Linked DNA regions of Mus musculus: region 1 is linked to region 2. The links are chromatin loops, found by intact Hi-C in ENCODE. Cell type or tissue: left cerebral cortex. All regions are shown on one strand. Links, peaks and the distances in the headings refer to the core of each region. The heading gives the core; the rest is flanking DNA.

What was found. Peaks named below come from ENCODE experiments on the same cell type or tissue, not always from the same donor. Only the 100,000 strongest peaks of a DNase experiment are listed, where the experiment ranks them.
Region 1: it touches region 2 in a loop (2.7-fold over the local background); 2 of 42 quality-filtered maps call a loop at or near these places.

The regions. Positions count from the first base shown.
Region 1 is chr5:9,717,031-9,725,373 of GRCm38, reverse strand. It overlaps Grm3 (glutamate receptor, metabotropic 3), which reads left to right and starts at 22. Exons shown (of 6, transcript NM_181850.2): 1 at 22-244. In left cerebral cortex, for the core only: a CTCF peak has its summit at 3,983 (motif pointing right); DNase peaks (open chromatin) are centred at 1,768, 3,000, 3,664, 4,034 and 2 more places; H3K4me3 peaks cover 3,630 bases; H3K27ac peaks cover 5,493 bases.
Region 2 is chr5:9,446,076-9,454,418 of GRCm38, reverse strand. Elapor2 (endosome-lysosome associated apoptosis and autophagy regulator family member 2) reads right to left here. Exons shown (of 22, transcript NM_172706.4): 17 at 7,429-7,525; 18 at 6,598-6,699. Among named protein-coding and RNA genes, the nearest start is that of Mir879, 75 kb to the right of the region's middle. In left cerebral cortex, for the core only: CTCF peaks have their summits at 939, 4,633 (motif pointing left), 7,240 and 7,459; DNase peaks (open chromatin) are centred at 929 and 4,639.

The sequences.
Region 1 (8,343 bases), core at 236-8,235, 270 kb before region 2:
GTCCAGCGCGCAGCCGGGCGGGGGCGGGGGCAGGGGGCACTGTGACAGGAAGCTTCGCGCACAAGTTGGCCATTTCAGGGGCAAAATAAGTTCTCCCTTGGATTTAGAAAGGACAAAGGCAGCAAGCTCCCTCTTTTGTGTCGGATGAAGAGGACCAACCATGAGCCAGAGCTTGGGTGCAGGCTCACCGCTGCCGCTACCACCGCGGTCAGCTTCAGTTCCTGCCAGGAGTTGACCGTGCGAGGTAAGCAGCCCAGAAGGGGACCTGCCCCTCTGGAGGGTGCCCAGCCAGGGCGCAGGAGCTCGGGTGCCGCGTGGGGCAGGCAAAGCGAGGAAAGTTGAGGCAGAGCACGGACCAGTCCCTACATATCTATCTGCCAGGGGGTGGAAAACGTGGGTCATAGGAGCAATGTGGGTGTGAGTGAGAGAGTGAGTTTGTGTGTGCGCGCGCTACTGTCCCTTCAAGAAGGGGCCAATTTCAGAGCATAGATCTGCAGCCAGAGAAGGAGAGGTAGAGGGACTAATTAGAGAGACAGGTCTCATTCTCCAACCGCCTCCATCCAGCTTTGCGCTTGGGGGTTTTATAAGGCTTTGTGCACAGGAACCCTGTGATGTGTGGCTCACACACTGGTAGCTGCATGTGGGTGTGGAGGTTGTCAGGCAGGAGGATAGCGGTCAGCAGGACCCCCTGGTGCTGCCAGGATAAGCTCCGCAGCCAGGGGCAGACAGAGGTTCACCCACCAGCAAACGTGCTTGGAAATTAGCCCTAACTCGCTGCCCTTTGCTCTTTTTGACTTGAGCCAAAAAAGAAATTCAAGAACCAGACTCAAAGCATATCTACCCATTGATCCTGTTCCATTTTCTTATCTGGCAGTGAGATAACTCGGAGAGGGCGGGAGATCCGTGGTCCAAAAATAGACTAGGTTATATAGCCAATAAGCTGATTCTTTCGGAATTTCACTTGGATTTCCTTCTAGTTCCTCTATGAGGTAAGAAACATTTAAGGGTCTCTTAAAGGTATAATACATTCAGAGAGCTGGTTTAAGGGAGTGAACAGATGCTTTCAAAATATCTTAGAGTGCTGCAAATTCTGAAGACAAAACTCCACCTCTCTCAAAATGTATGGTCACCAATTCAACTAATTTACTTATAAAATAGTTCTACTCCTGTTTGAACAGTAATAGGTATGTTATAGATACATTGAATATATACATGCCCAATGTAATCACACAGTAGTACAAAGCAAGTTATGATTTTTATGAGTTTTAGTGTTAAGCACCTCAGCAGTTGGTTGCTTAAATTTCTTTGTTCCTGGCCCCCAGGACTGCTTGTTTAGCAACTTTGTTGGGGTTAGAGGTGGGGTTAACATCCATCCCTTTGGAAATATTCATTTAACTGTCTTCATATCTAAATTGGCTTTGATTTATCTGATCGCAGTTTGAGGTTGCTACTTGAACTCTGTTGTATATATAAATATTGGGTATCAGCATTAACCAAAATATCCAGATTCCCATTAGACTAGATGCCTGTGAATAACAATCCTACCAAAGATGTTGAGGGAACTCTGATTAGCTGTTAGTATTCTGCACTGCTATTTGTCTTTTCCCCCCTAAAATCAGCCCAATATAATTTGAGAATCTGAAAGTTAAAGTGTAGCAAACCTTAATAAAGTAGCATTTTTCACTTTGCAATAGCAGTGACTTACAGTTACAAGGGTTTCCCACACCTGTAGGTTTGGGTTGTCCACACCTTTGGGTTCTGGCTGCCCACAGAGATATGTTGAGTGGACTGGACATGCCTTGGGCTCTCCTGAGTTACAGTGGACATGCCATGGGCTCTCCTGAGTTACATGCTAAGTGATACTTTTGGTGCTTATGATACAAAATAGCACAGGAAAAAATTCTGAAATGTATTCTAGCACACATGAAACAAAGAAAACTGTATCTGCATTCCTGGGACTAAAACAATATGAGAAGAAAACTTTGTATTCTTAAATCCAACCCCACTCACACTCCAAAATGGTGAAAACATGTACTTCTGTGCACTATATCTTTTTTATAAAATGTGAAGCTTAATATATTAAAAAGAAAAAGTTTCTCAGTGCACAAAGGAAAAGGCTGCTTCACTACTTAACGTGCATAGGGCTTCTCAGTTACATGTCATCAGTAATCAAGAAAACATGTTTGGATGATGGTTGTATCTTCAAAGTGACAGTATGTGTATGTGGAGGAAATGTGAATCTTATTACTTATTTCAAGATTGCCTAACATTAGCAACACTTCTGTTATTTCATGCCATTGGAATTAAACTGGTTAAGTTGAAATGCAAAGATAGCACCAAAATGACTGATCTTTTTTTCTAAGTTATAACTAATATCTGTGTTGAATGAAAGATCCAGACCATCCAAAGGTCATCTGTTTCTCTTCTCTGCCTCATGACAGGTAATCAATCAGAAACACAGTTAGTCTTGGATTATCCAGTTTTGTAAGATACATAGCAATAATAGCATACAACTTTCTCAGGAATATGCTCATCTTTTTGAGCTTGAAATTCATTTTCAAATTAGTGATCCCTACTTCATGTCCATTCTTGTAAACATAAATCACAAAATGAGCCCTGGCTCTTTGCAGGGTTTGGCGAGTACCTAGCAAGGTGTGGCCTATCAGCCTAAGAATGAAGTATTTTGATTTGTTTTCTGTACTCAACATTATCTCAAGAACCCACTCAAAAAGGGGAAAAATATCTCATTTTTTGATTAAAAAGAGGAGGGAACTTCTTCAGTATAGAATACGGCCAGAGGTGCAGGGTGATAGTCTTCTTCTTCAGACCAGTTCCTCAAGGGTCTGCTGTTCACACACAGTGCTCTCTCTTTGCTGTTTTATGCTGAGTTGATTGTTCATTCTTTGGAAACTGTGCTAAATGTATCCAATCTACATTAGACAGATTTGCTGAAATTGCTTTCAAGAAGCAGAGTAAAATGAGAAAAGATTATTTATCCAGCCTAAGCACACAAAATGAGTACAATCATAGTAACAACGGAGACCACACAAACCATTAGTCATCCTCCTCCTGCCATCTCTGATGCTGCCTGGGTCCCTACAGCATTACTGTATTTTGGAGTGCATTAGTCCAGTGTATTTCTTAACAGGTCATGTGATGACTTCTTCCAGAGTTTTTGAAAAACTATTATGTAGTGTAATGGTTCTCTCTATTAAGAATTTTTTAATTCAGCTTATTTCATGACTCTAATTTATCTTATTGCTAACTCCTTATCATTTACTCCTCTGGGCTATTCCATCCTCTTGTATGATTTAAGATCCTCATCCAACATTTATACAGGTCATGTAAAATACATAATAACACAAGAAAACACGTGGGTGCCAGTTCTATATCCACCTCTTGCCTCAACAGTATATGTTTTAGGACATTTATGTGTTTGTGTGTGGCTATACGTCCTAATAATTTATCTGGTTCATGTAAGAGATGGGAAATTGTCTTCCTTGACATTAGTGGCCTATGTGACTATCCAGAAGATACTTTCTATGCAATGTTCTGGGTGGCTGCACATTTATGAGATATTTTCATTGCAAATTTGTTGCCAATAGAGCCCTGTCACCACCCACACTACAAGGGACTTTTGTGACATGCTGGTCTGATGCTCCAATGAGCCCCAAAAGCTGTTGTCATGTAAATCCCACTGCTGACATGAAAGTGATTTCCTTAATTAATAGAATGTGCTAAGAATGTAAAAGTGTAAGTTAGTTAGCTGTGTGTAAACATGGAGCAGTAGTTTTGTGAGAGTTTTCAGTGGCCACTTCATACTGATACAAACTGAAAAAGCCAGAATTAAGAACACATTATTCAATGTTCTGTATCATGAAAAGTAAGCTCCCATCATGCATATACCAACACAAAATATATTTAGGCTTATATGGAAGAACCATATGTGAAGGTTACTTTTAAAATAAGAAGCCTGAAATAACCACAAGGGGGAAAAGCAGGCTTTTATTTTGTTCACTTAAAATCTGGCTGCAACACAACCATGTGTAGGCTTCCTTAAGATTCTTTAGCAAATATCTTGGTAGCCTCAGTCTCCCACTCAATTGTTTCTCCCTATGCCAGGCACTGAAATGCAAGCTTTTACTAGACAGTCTAGGAGCAAATGACTAGGAACTACCTTCCAAGGTACACTTGGCAAATCTAGAAAGAGCCAAAAGCAGGTGCTCAGCTGTCTTTATACCTTGTTGGGCATTAGACTATTCACAAAAAACATCTGTGTGGATTTAGGAAACTAAAGGGAGAGGGGCCATTACAAAACTAACTGTTTTTATGGGAATTGAGTTGGGCTGCATGGAGCAAACAAATGTTAAGTCAGTCTTCTCCCATCTGAGGTCCTAAAGTGTTTTTATAGTGCATTCATCACACAGTGCTGAGTATCCTCAGAATGATTTTCCTTAGAAACAAAGGGAAAATCAATTTTCTTGGTAGAGGAAAAGTAGGCCATTAATATATTTGCGATTTCACCTTGGAACCAGAGAAGCATTCTAAGAAGTGATGCTCTACATAGACTCTCTCTTCCTATCAGATTAGCAGTCCTGCTTCAGAACTTGAAAAGTACACACAGTACTTTAAAACACACACACAGATCCACTTAGAAAAAATCCATATAAAGTCTATACAAACTCTACACCAAGATATCATGTTTCAGAACAAAGCCACATATGTAGATGATAGCTCCACAGAAAGCATAAGAGGTTCTCCGGTTTAGTTTGTTAGAGTGCACTTTTATTTTCTAGTCAGAGTGCACTGCTCTTTCTACCAAAAATCACTTGGACAAACATAGACACTAATCAAACATATAGCAATTTTCAAAATCTAGATGTGCAGTTTTCAAAAACTTACAGCCAATACATAACAACATAGACATTCTAACACGATAACAATTTCGAGACCAGTGTTGAGTTTTACAGGATGTGGAGTCATTTCTGTTGAAGCTCTCAAGAAAAACAATAAAACCAGAAAAGTCAGCTCTTAGCAAAACAACTGATGGGAAGATATTTATTAGCTCCCGAACAAAATAAGATTTGGGGTATATAGTGAGGACACAGAGTGACAAAATACATCCAGAAACTTTGCAAGCATATGAAAAGTTAAAACTATTCAAAAAAATTTAATTTGTAATTCTCCATTAGAAAACACTACAGAGCTAAGAAGATAATTGGTCCATAAAATCACTTGCTGCTTAAGCATGAGGACCTGAGTTCCACTCCCAGGACTCACATAGCAGCAGACATGACAGCGTGCACCTGTTATCCCAAGCTGAGAAGGGCGAGGTAGGATGATCCCTTGCACTTACTGACCAGTCAGTGTTAGCAAGTAAGTGTTCAGTGACAGCCTGTTTCAAAAAAAATAAGGCTGAAAAAACTTAAGGAAGGCCAGACAGAGATCTCTGGCCTTTATACATGTATGCATGTACACACACACACACAGAAAGAAAGAAAGAGAGAGAGAGAGAAATTCACACCAGCATGTACATGTGCACACATAGTCACAATCACACATGCATACAAGCACACAGAGAAAAAGTAAAAAGGAGTTATCAAAATTATCATGCAAGCTAAAAACTGGCCTCCTTTATTTAACATGTTCATTTGGATATAAGACATGCCTGTGCACAGACATTCTTTGTCTCTCTGTCTTGGCATCTTTCTCTCTCTGTCTCTCTGTCTCTGTCTTGACCTCTCTCATACACACACACACACACACACACACACACACACACACACACACATACACACAGGCTCTATAGAAGTACTGTGCTAGATTCTGTAGAAAGACAAAACTACTGATATGTTCTAATAGTAGATCATTATTAACCAGTTGTCCTGTGGCTATAACATAGCAAGGACCATCTGCTTTATTGTTACAAGAATTCAATGAGTCAGGAGCACACTTGTGAGCCCATTTGACAAAAGAAGTGATGATCCAGTCACTTGCCTAAGAGCAAGTACTAAACAAAAATCAAAACTTATTTTTAACCCCAAGGCAAACTTTGTCAATTATAATGAAAACTCTATAGCCACTCAGTTTAATGTTTTCTTGCCATGTTTGCTTTCATTCAACAAATCTTTCTTGAGATTCAAATGAAGGGGCATGTTTCCCAAGAACAAAAAACAAAGAGCAATGAGTGGGACCCAGAAAAGGCCCTACAGGCCAAAACATCATCTACCCTTAAACAGAACCCTTCCTAAAAACAAGGAAATATCGTGGAAGAAATAGTCTGAAACATTATTTATAATTAAATATGTCTAAAGAAAATCAGAGAATAAGAACATTATAGAAAGATGATAAATTTGTTAACAACCTGAGAAATAAATAGAAGCTCTGAAAATGTGAAAGAAATAAATTTTCTGGAGCTGACTTCAAAGAACATCACAATCTCTCAAAAATAAATACAGTCACAAGAATACAGACTCTGAAGGAACAGCTTTTTTTTGCTTGGTAAGTCTAAATGTTCCTGTGTCTCTTCTCTTACAATTTAATTATTTCCCACTAGGTAAACAAGCTGAAAAAGGTTCTGTAGACTAGTAAAACTTTGAAATGTCTCTGCCCAGCTGGAATAGTAACTTTGTCTTTATGTAGTCTCAGTATTTTTATATACTGGAGCATTTGTCCATAATATATCCAGCAGCCTGCAACTAAAAAGGCATAGAGATTCTCACTTTTAAACACACTAAGAATAAGAGAAATACTGTGGCCTGCTCAGTCTGTAGGACTGCCATATAAAAGCTCCCATCTCAGATTCTGTGACCTGGGTGCTTTCTCATAGACAAGTTGTCTTGTTTTCATAAGCTTATACCTGTTGTCACAGTGCTCAAGACCCGAAGTATGAGATAAGTCTTATTCAAAGATCTTTCTCCAAATGTGAATTGTGTTACAATGTTCTTGTAAACTTGAAAGAAAATAATAGAAATCCCAGATCTGTCCCTCCATCTGGTGGGAGCTGTTTCCTTCGATTGTTAATAATACATAGCAGATAGATTATTAGCAATATTTTCTATTTTACTTAGCAGTTTCAATACGCCATGTGTTAGTGAATACAACATAGTAGAAACTGCTTTCAAAAAATATGCCAAAATGCATGCCAATTTGAGAGATGGCAGTACAAGGTCAGAAACAGTTGGAATTGTATCTGCCTCAAGGAGAAAATGAGATCTGAGGAATATAATTACCTGTTTCTATTTTCAAACATCTTTTTTTTTTCTGAAAAAGCAGAGACCCTCCATTTGCTGATTCCTTAATTCCAGTGATTTCTGTCAAGCCCAGGGACTGTGATGGGCACCCCATACCTCACTTCAACACTGACAAACAGTCATAATGTAAGACTCAGACACATTTATCTAATGACCAAGGCCTGCCCTTTGGGAAAATATATTTGAGAAATATTTATAGCCCTACTTTTTCAAACTATCTCTTCTGACATCTGCCTTGGTTCATGAAACTCTCAGAATTTACTAATTTGAGATGAGGTAGATCATCACTTGAACAAATGAATCCTCTTGGAGAAAAAGGTTAAGTGACATACAGCACTCCCCCTTCCCCTGTTTCTTCTAAGATCTTAACTTATGACCTTGCTGTGTGGTGTGGAGAGAAAACCTTGGTCACCTCAGATGGAAGAGGTTGGAATGTTTCAGGAGGAGGAGAGAGAATGCCAGCCCCAGTTTCTGCCTGTTACATAGACAATCACCTCTGACACACACAGCACGTAGCAGACCACAAAAGCCAACATCAGAATCTCTTTAAAATGAAGGTTATTGGCTAGACGTAGCCTAGAGTAGTGAGAACAAATGCTGTTGGAACTAGAAGTAAAGAAGCTACATATTGACTAAGCTTCAGATAATTCACGAGAAAAAATGCAAATTTGGAAAACATTTCTCAATTCCACTGCTCAGGAGACTATAACAAAATACTATAGTGGCAAACAATTCTGGACATTGAGGTATCTAAGGTCAAGTTAGCAGCAGATTTGGTGAATACCTTCTTTTCAATCTACACACCAATCTACACACGAGATGGTGAGAGAGAGAACTCCATCACCTGTGCTTACTAGAACACTTGTCCTGTCAACAAGAAACCTGGTATTGTACAGACTTCATCAAATATATCTCCCAAGGACTTCATCTGTAGATACTAACATTTTGGAGGTACTCAAATAATCAGTACAAATCAATTTACCATGGACTGATGGTCCTACAGAGAACATTCTGTGAACTGCTTGTACCAAATTATTTACCATATCCTTCCACTATAATTGGATTAACCAGTTGTCTGAACTCCACAGCT
Region 2 (8,343 bases), core at 282-8,281:
AGTATGTGCAAATTAATAAACAGAGACTTATAAAAATAATAACTACAATAGGTAAAATCTTCCCACACAAGATGCCATTGCCTTTCCCCATCTTCTAGGTCAAAAAAAGCAACTTATAATAGTTCTTTGAATTACTTTTGAATAAAACTCCAAATTCCTAATCAAAAAGGTATTACAATATAATTACAATTTTCAATTTTTAAAGTAAACATATTTTCTGATCATTTAGCAAAAATTAGCCCTGTGTCCCCCAGCTCACTCTTTCCAAGAATGGAGACCTGCCAAGGAATGAACAAAGTTTTTATCCTGGAGTATGGAGAGGACAGCAAGTCTGTTAAATTTTGAAACGAAACATGAACAAAAAGATAAAGATAATTAAAGTTGCAAAAACGTCTGGAGATATCTCAGGTTTTAATTCAAACTGGACTTTAAAATGACAGTTTTCCTCCTTCCCCTGCCTTAGTTTTGTAATTTCCAAAGTTGAAGTCCTAAAGCAAACTTTGGAAGCTCAAAGCAACGCAAAGTTTGAAGACGATTAACAATGCAAGTCAATTTCTAGGGAACTGACAAAAGCACAAAAACTTGAAGGAAAAAAATCTAGATATTCATGTCATTTATAAGACTGCCACTGTGTCAAAACACTACAGTGATTAGGGACTTCTCCTTGGTAGAATTCACTTTTCTAATGATACACTTAGATTAAATGCAGTTTAGAACAAAGTCCTTAATCTTTTTAACCCAATGACTCTTTTACTATGGGTGGTACCCAATTTTGATTCTTTGAAATAAACTGCATTTCAGAATTTTAATTAAACTATCCCTCTAAAGTGTGCCAGGATACAGAGGCTGTCATCTGACCTATGGTTCCTCTCAGCCTTGGCATCTCCTGAAACAGCCTCTCTCTGTTGCAGATCCTGGGCAATGAGATAAGGCCCTCTAGTGTTGGATTCATAAAACATGGTCTCTTGCTCAATTTTTAAAGGTTAAGTATGATTGTGCAGGAATGTGTCTTACACTATTTGGTCTGTTACAGCAAAACACATTCACTTGAAAAATAATAGAATCCTGTTTTCTAAATTTACAGAAGCGGAGGAGGCTTAGTCCTCAGTGTTTCTGATCGAGGGCCTGACCTCTGTTTCACAGATGATGCTGTCTTACAGTGAATCCTCATATGGCATAGGGCTAGCTAGCTCTTTAGGGACCTCACATGGCAAAGGCCTACTACCTCCTTAGGGACCTCACATGGCATAGGGCTAGCTTGTGGGAAGCCACATGTGCCGTTGCTGAGTGGCACTGACTACTGCTGGCCACCACGCATAAGATTGGACAAACAACCAATGTGTACATAAGCAGTAAAGTTTTTTGCAAAGACACTGCCTGGCCCAGGCATGATAATGAGGTTCTGTAAGGTACTGAGAGTATAACCAATCAGATGTGAGACATGCAAATGAGGTATGATAATGAGGTTCTGTAAGGTACTGAGAGAGAGTAGCCAATCAGATGAGGAACATGCAAATGAGGCTTAGTGCATAACCAATCCAGGTGTGAGACACGCCCCTCCTAGGCCTATAAAAGCAGCACCAGTTCTGGGCTCGAAGTCTTTTCGCCTCTACAATCAAGCTCTCCCAATAAACGTGTGCAGAAGGATCCTGTTGCAGCGTCGTTCTTCCTGGCCAGTCGAGCGCGCGCAAGACTAGCTAGCTCTTTAGGGACCTCACATGGCATAGGGCTAGCTAGCTCTTTAGGGACCTCACATGGCATAGGGCTAGCTAGCTCTTTGGGACACCTCACATGGCATAGGGCTAGCTAGCTCTTTGGGACACCTCACATGGCATAGGGCTAGCTAGCTCTTTGGGACACCTCACATGGCATAGGGCTAACTACCTCCTTAGGGACCTCACATGGCATAGGGCTAGCTAGCCTTGTAGGGACCTCACATGGCATAGGGCTAGCTAGCTCTTTGAGACACCTCACATGGCATAGGGCTAGCTAGCTCTTTGGGACACCTCACATGGCATAGGGCTAGCTAGCTCTTTAGGGACCTCACATGGCATACGGCTAGCTAGCTCTTTAGGGACCTCACATGGCATAGGGCTAGCTAGTTCTTTAGGGACCTCACATGGCATAGGGCTAGCTAGTTCTTTAGGGACCTCACATGGCATAGGGCTAGCTAGCTCTTTAGGGACCTTTATAAGAACACCCATTTCATTCACGCTGTCAGAACCACTATAAGCTAAACACCTCTCAAAGCTACTGCTTTCTAATATCCCTAGGCTGGGATTTAGCACTGTAATGTTATTTTAGCATATTAATTTGGGAAACACAAACATTCAAACCTAGCCAACAGAATTTTAACATAAGGGTAATTTTTACATGTGACTCTTAGAACAAGGAATTTAAAAACACACCTTTATGGATTCCCCTTTCAAAAGAATTCTTCTAAGATTAATTACCACAAGTTCATACTTATTCAAGACCACATTAGGGAACTTGCTTCCTAGTTTCCTTTATCTATAGATTGTTTTTCTTGGTGGCAAAAAAACTTCAGTTTTATTACCTCTATTTAAAAATTATTCTAAAATTGTATGAATGTTTTGTGATGTGATTGTAACCATCTCTTAAAATGACTTATTCATGTTCGAATTGTACAATTTTAATATGTCTGCATTAAAAGTTTCCCTTTCTTTCTTTCTATAGCCCTGGCTGTCCTGGAACTCACTTTGTAGACCAGGCTGGCCTCGAACTCAGAAATCCACCTGTCTCTGCCTCCCGAGTGCTGGGGTTAAAGGCGTGTGCCACCACCGCCCAGCTAAGGTTTCCCTTTCTTGATTACAGTGTGTGTTTGTTTGTTTTTGTTTTTTGGATTTTTTTTTTTTTTGTATTTTCAAATGTTCATAAAGCTTTTATATGTGTCAGTACATTTCTGTTCTAGAAACATATTTTGTCTTAATCTTTTGTGTTATCTTGATTTTCAAATTTGGATATCTATTATCTTTCTGTAAAGAATCAGAGGAAAGAGATAAAAAACTCATTTAGCTATCTCTGACTCTTAATTTCAAGTAGATAGACTTTTGACATTAATAGGCCTCTTTGATGTCTCAACCAAATGCTGCATTAGAGACCAATAAACCTAATGACTTTGATATAAAGACGAAATTTGAACCTGAGGTATAAATCCCTAGAGTACGCAACTCTTGAACACTATCAGGACAGAACTGCAAAGCATCCCTTTGGTGAGATGCAACATCCACAGAGGCTGTGATGATCATGAAATGAATTTGGATTCTGCAAGAGGATTTCACAAAACAATCTTATACTGACTAAAAACCAACTGAAGCAGTTGAATGCATTCATAAACTGGCGAGAAGTAAAGAGAAAAATGAAAATGGTGCTCTTACATGAACATTAATGGTGAACGCTTAAAGAAGGCAAGTCAGTTAAAATAAGACACAACTTGCAGATCTGCTGAGATGTACCCTAGGATAAATCCACTTTACTTTTTTATTAAATGTGCTTTTTGACAAATCCCCACTCAGGAGACATGGAAGGACCGTGGCTTGAAATATCGCAATGAAAAGGCATTTTTGTCCCAAAAGAACAAGAGCTATTAGGAGGTTGTTCCATCCCGGGCATGGTACTCAACAGCTATACAATCTCAGGCTTGATGCTCCCTACTTGGTGAAGCAAACATGTTTAACTTACGGATCTTCCAGATCACATCCTTTTAATGCCTGCTTTCTAAGAAGGTACTTGTGTAATCTTTTCACTAACGCAAACGCCTCATGCCCATGAATAGGCAATTCTCAGATATAATGCTCAGGTATGCACTGTCCCGTACAATCGGTACCTTCAGCTTCATGTCCATCCGTCTGTGAAGTTGACAGAGGTTTAAGAAGCCAGGGGGTGAACTTATCTATGCAGATTTATTTAGAGGTATTAGCTGTCCCTTGCAGAGGAAACTTAGTCTGTACCCAAGGAGCAAACTTCATTAGATAAAAAATACCTCAGAAACAACTGAGGCTGTCAGATTTCGTTTGCCCGAGATGCCACACTGTAAAGTTTTCACCTACATTACTCCAACTCCTCCAGACACTTTTTGGAATTAGGCACTCTATACTTGCATTTTTCCAGATCAAGCGGAAAGGTTGAAGTTTCTGATCACAGATAAAACTGAAGTCCAGATAACATCTTCCCTCTCAAGTACACACTCATGCAGAAAATACAGCAGAAAATCTCTTCTCCCTGTCCAGACTTCACTTTTTAAGAGCTGAAGGGGCTTTTGAAAGTTTTCCTGACCACCAAGCTTCAAAGACCCTGCTGACTATTACTAATCCTGAAGTCATTTTCACATGGTTGGCCAAGAATAATTCCTGATGTGGCACTGCTGTCAGGTCTCATTCTGACTTCTTGGTCAACACCATCTGAAGTCCAACTGTCTGGTTAGCATCTTTTTCTTGGATATTTTAAAGCTTCGAAAAAAGATGCAACAATAAGTCGTCCTCAAAAGTAGAATAAGAAACCTGTCTATTACTTCCCTGATAGTTGGAAATCTTTATTCCGCCCTTCAGTGAAAACCCTAATTATTTGAGGACAAGCAAGCTACTGGTTTTCTTGGGCTGATCCTTGCGCTCCCCCTTGTGCCCTGATGGGAAATTCACTCAAGAGAAAACTGAAAGTCTTAACATTTGACTGGGGGACTCAGTATAGCTTCCGAGAGCAGTTGTCTGTATGCACATTATCACAGCTACAAATGAATTTTTATCAAGATCTGTGTGCCAAACTCTGCCATGAATACTGCATTTTAAATCAGCATTTCAGAAGGCCAAGATGTAAACAATAGTACTAAAGAATAGAGAATCTGTCTCAGGAAAGTAGAGCATGTAAAATCTATGGTATGTCAGGTCAATAGAAACAGCCCTCCGATTTTAGTATGGTTTTCAGTTGCCTTCTATTTTTAGAAATACTCCAGTGTTCAACACCCAGAGATTCAGAAATAAATTTTAACAATAGATATTCTAAGGTTTCTTCTTCAGGCAATCCAGAGAAACCCTGGTGAACACGGTAAAGTTCCCTTAGAGGTAAAGCTGGAAGTCAAAAAGAGAAACTTTATATTCTTCTGCTCATGAGATGCCACCCTTTAACCCCATGAGGCTGTATTTTATTTATGGTGAGAAATCAAAATCCGCCCTGGCAGAGTAGAAACCGATTTATTTTCTACAGGCCATACCCGGTCATTAGGATACCATCTGCTTGAGTCAGAGACCTGGCAAGGAACCTTTAAAGCCATCCAGATGGACTTGGAAGACCAGACCCAGAGAGGTTAATTACAAAATCTGGAAAAGGACCTCATGAGGACTATAGTGAATGTAATGAGCACCACAACTCAAACTACCCAGCCGATCCCCAGAGTGATGAGATGTGTGTCTGTTTCTGGAATCTTCATATGCGTCTTTACGTAGACTCTAGTTGGCTGTGGGGAATCCAGCTGCAAGGGAACAGAAGGATGCTCTGTAGCTCAGGAGCATCCATCTTTGCCCATTTCCCTATCCATGTCTATTCCTCTGTTCTCTCACCACATTCTTCTCTCACCTTCAATAGGTGGGAAAAAATAATGAATCATTAGAGCAATGCGAACCAGAGAAGCCGCTGGTGAGAAGCGAGGCTAGTGTACCTATATCTCCCAAAATAAGCCAACATTACTGTGTACAATTGTTGCTAGAATACACAGTAGTTTCAGGTATAGGGTAGCATTTTCTAATCCACCTGTAGCATAAACAGGAGAGCTTTAAATCACTTTTAAGTGAGGTTGCAAAAAATCTAAATAATTTTCTTATTTAAATGATTTAGATAGAACCACACTATCATCAAAAGGTCCCTTAACTAAACATCCTGAAAATACTGAGATACTTAGGTGTCCTTCGTGGGAATGGCAGGCTGTATTTAAATGAATAGTTTTCAAAGCCTAGAAGTTATATTTTGGTGTTTCCAGCAAAATTTAACAGGATATATCAAATACAGACCACAGAGAGCTGGTACCTCAATTTCAATCAATTGAATATTCTGCATTATGTCCTACTGGTCAGATTTATCCTGATGATTCTGCTACAATTTCTCAAAAAACCTGGGCTTGAAAATGGACTTAAGCATTGTCTTCAAGACCTCATTCCCTTGCAGAGAAAGGAATCGTGGCACAGGTTAGATTAGTTCGTCCAAGGCCTCAATGTCCAGACAGTTAATTGTTGATCTAGGAAACAGGTATACTCCCATCCAGTCCAAGGAGACCAATAAACAGTGAGGATAAACACAAAAATACAAACAGTGCAACTCCTTGTTTATTGCCTAAGTAATTTTGAAGGAAGTCAGCTGCTGAAGGGGAAAGGGGAAAGGGGATGTCCTGTAAGAGGCTGGGAGGCAGTATGAGTGACTAGCACCTATTCATCTGAATCATGCCCTGACATATTCCTATAGTACACCCACTGCTTCTTTTGTGCTCATTCGGCTTTATTTCATAAAGAATATGTTTTAACCACAATAGTCCAGACAGCTTTGCTTCCAACAAGGAATTTGACAGAATAGCCCTGTAGGAAAAGTCAATACCTGGGGACTGATATCACACCTGCACCAGGTCTCATGGGATTACACCTCATCTTCACAGCAGTCGATCGTCCATTAATACAAGATGTGGTGGCTGTGGAAGACCTGTTGTAAAGCAGGCACTAGATTAAAGACCAAATACAATACAGATGACCAGGACACAAGGGTCATGTACAGAATGGCTCCCATGCTCCATGAACAAACAAAAAGAGAAAATTATTAAAGGTTTCTAATTTCTAACTTGACACAAATTCAGTATATTGACTTTCACCACCTGTATGAAGATGACCATCATTAAGGCATTTAGTAAAATTATTATGATTTTAATCACAATGAAAGTTTTTGAGGGAAACAAGAGTCAATTGTATCAAAACATCAGGCTGAATAAAAAGCAAGTTAATGAATAAGAAGTAATTACTGCTTAGGCAATGAACCAAAGTCTCCTGAGAGAGAGAGCACATGCACATGGTGTGTGTGTGTGAGTGTGTGTGTGTGTATGTGTTGTATACATGCATGGTGTATGGATGTGTGTGCATGGTGTGTGTGTTCATGGTGTGTGCATTCATGGTATGTGTGTATGTACAAGGTGTGTGTGTGTGTGTGTGAAATTAGATTCTCAAAAAATTCTGTTTCTCACTTTTATCAAGCTACTTAATGCCCACATTCTTATTGTCCATTGAGTACAAGCTGTCATGCTAGGCACCCTGAAGCAACATTATCTTTCTTTCTTGCCACTAGGAAATTATAACCAAGAATAAGAACTAAAATCCACAGATTGAGACATATGAGCTCTTTATTTAAAATATAGTCACAAGAAAAAATACCTTCACTTACTTATAAAAGAAATGAACATCTGGTACTTGGCTCGGTGACACTGGGAACATATCCTCCTTGATATTAACGTTTTGCAAGGCAGTGTCAACAGTGACACCTAGATGACATTGAAAAACAAACTGAAGCAGCAGGGAAGATTAGGTTTACTTAGTCTCTGTACATCTGAGTACAAAATAGCTTTACCTTGACAACTGTCCCCTCACCCATCCCCTCACCAGAAATATTAAACTGAGCCATTCCAGATAAGAGTAAGAAATCTTCTAACATCTCCAGAAAGAAAGATTCTTTCATGAAATCTAGCTCATTTCACTAGGATGTTTTGTTCTTCTGTTTTGTTTTTCTAGAATCTGTAGGATATATACAGTGGTTTAGATGGTTTCTACAGTTCCTTGTAGTTCTAATGTTTCAAAAATCTATTCCAGTATTGTGCTCTTCCACCGAGTTTTGTCAGTAGAGACAGGTTATGTTTGCTCAGCTTAAGTACAGACATGTTTATTTCACCAAGCCTGGTGCTCCCATGCCCATACTTCATATAGTTTTATTTAATTACTGATTTGCTTAATCAGAAAGACAGAATTTTCCTTCTCTTAGATAAAACAGTGGCAGCAGCAAACCTCGGCCAATTAGCATGAACCTGGCAGCTGACCTTGGTGCTGAAGTTTGAAGCCCAGTACATTTGGAGTCCACAGCAACACTCTCAGATCAGGTCTCACACCCCCAAATTTTCACTGCTCCCAGCAGTTATAATGAATTTGATTCCTAAGAACCACTAGGAAACTGGGTTACTTTAAAACTTTCCTATACTTTAGGACCTCAGACAAAGGGAACAAGACCCAAGGTACCAGCATCCTCAGTGAAACTCAGTAGTCCATATTATAACTTACGTGCTTTTTAGATTTTCATAAAGAATTTTTA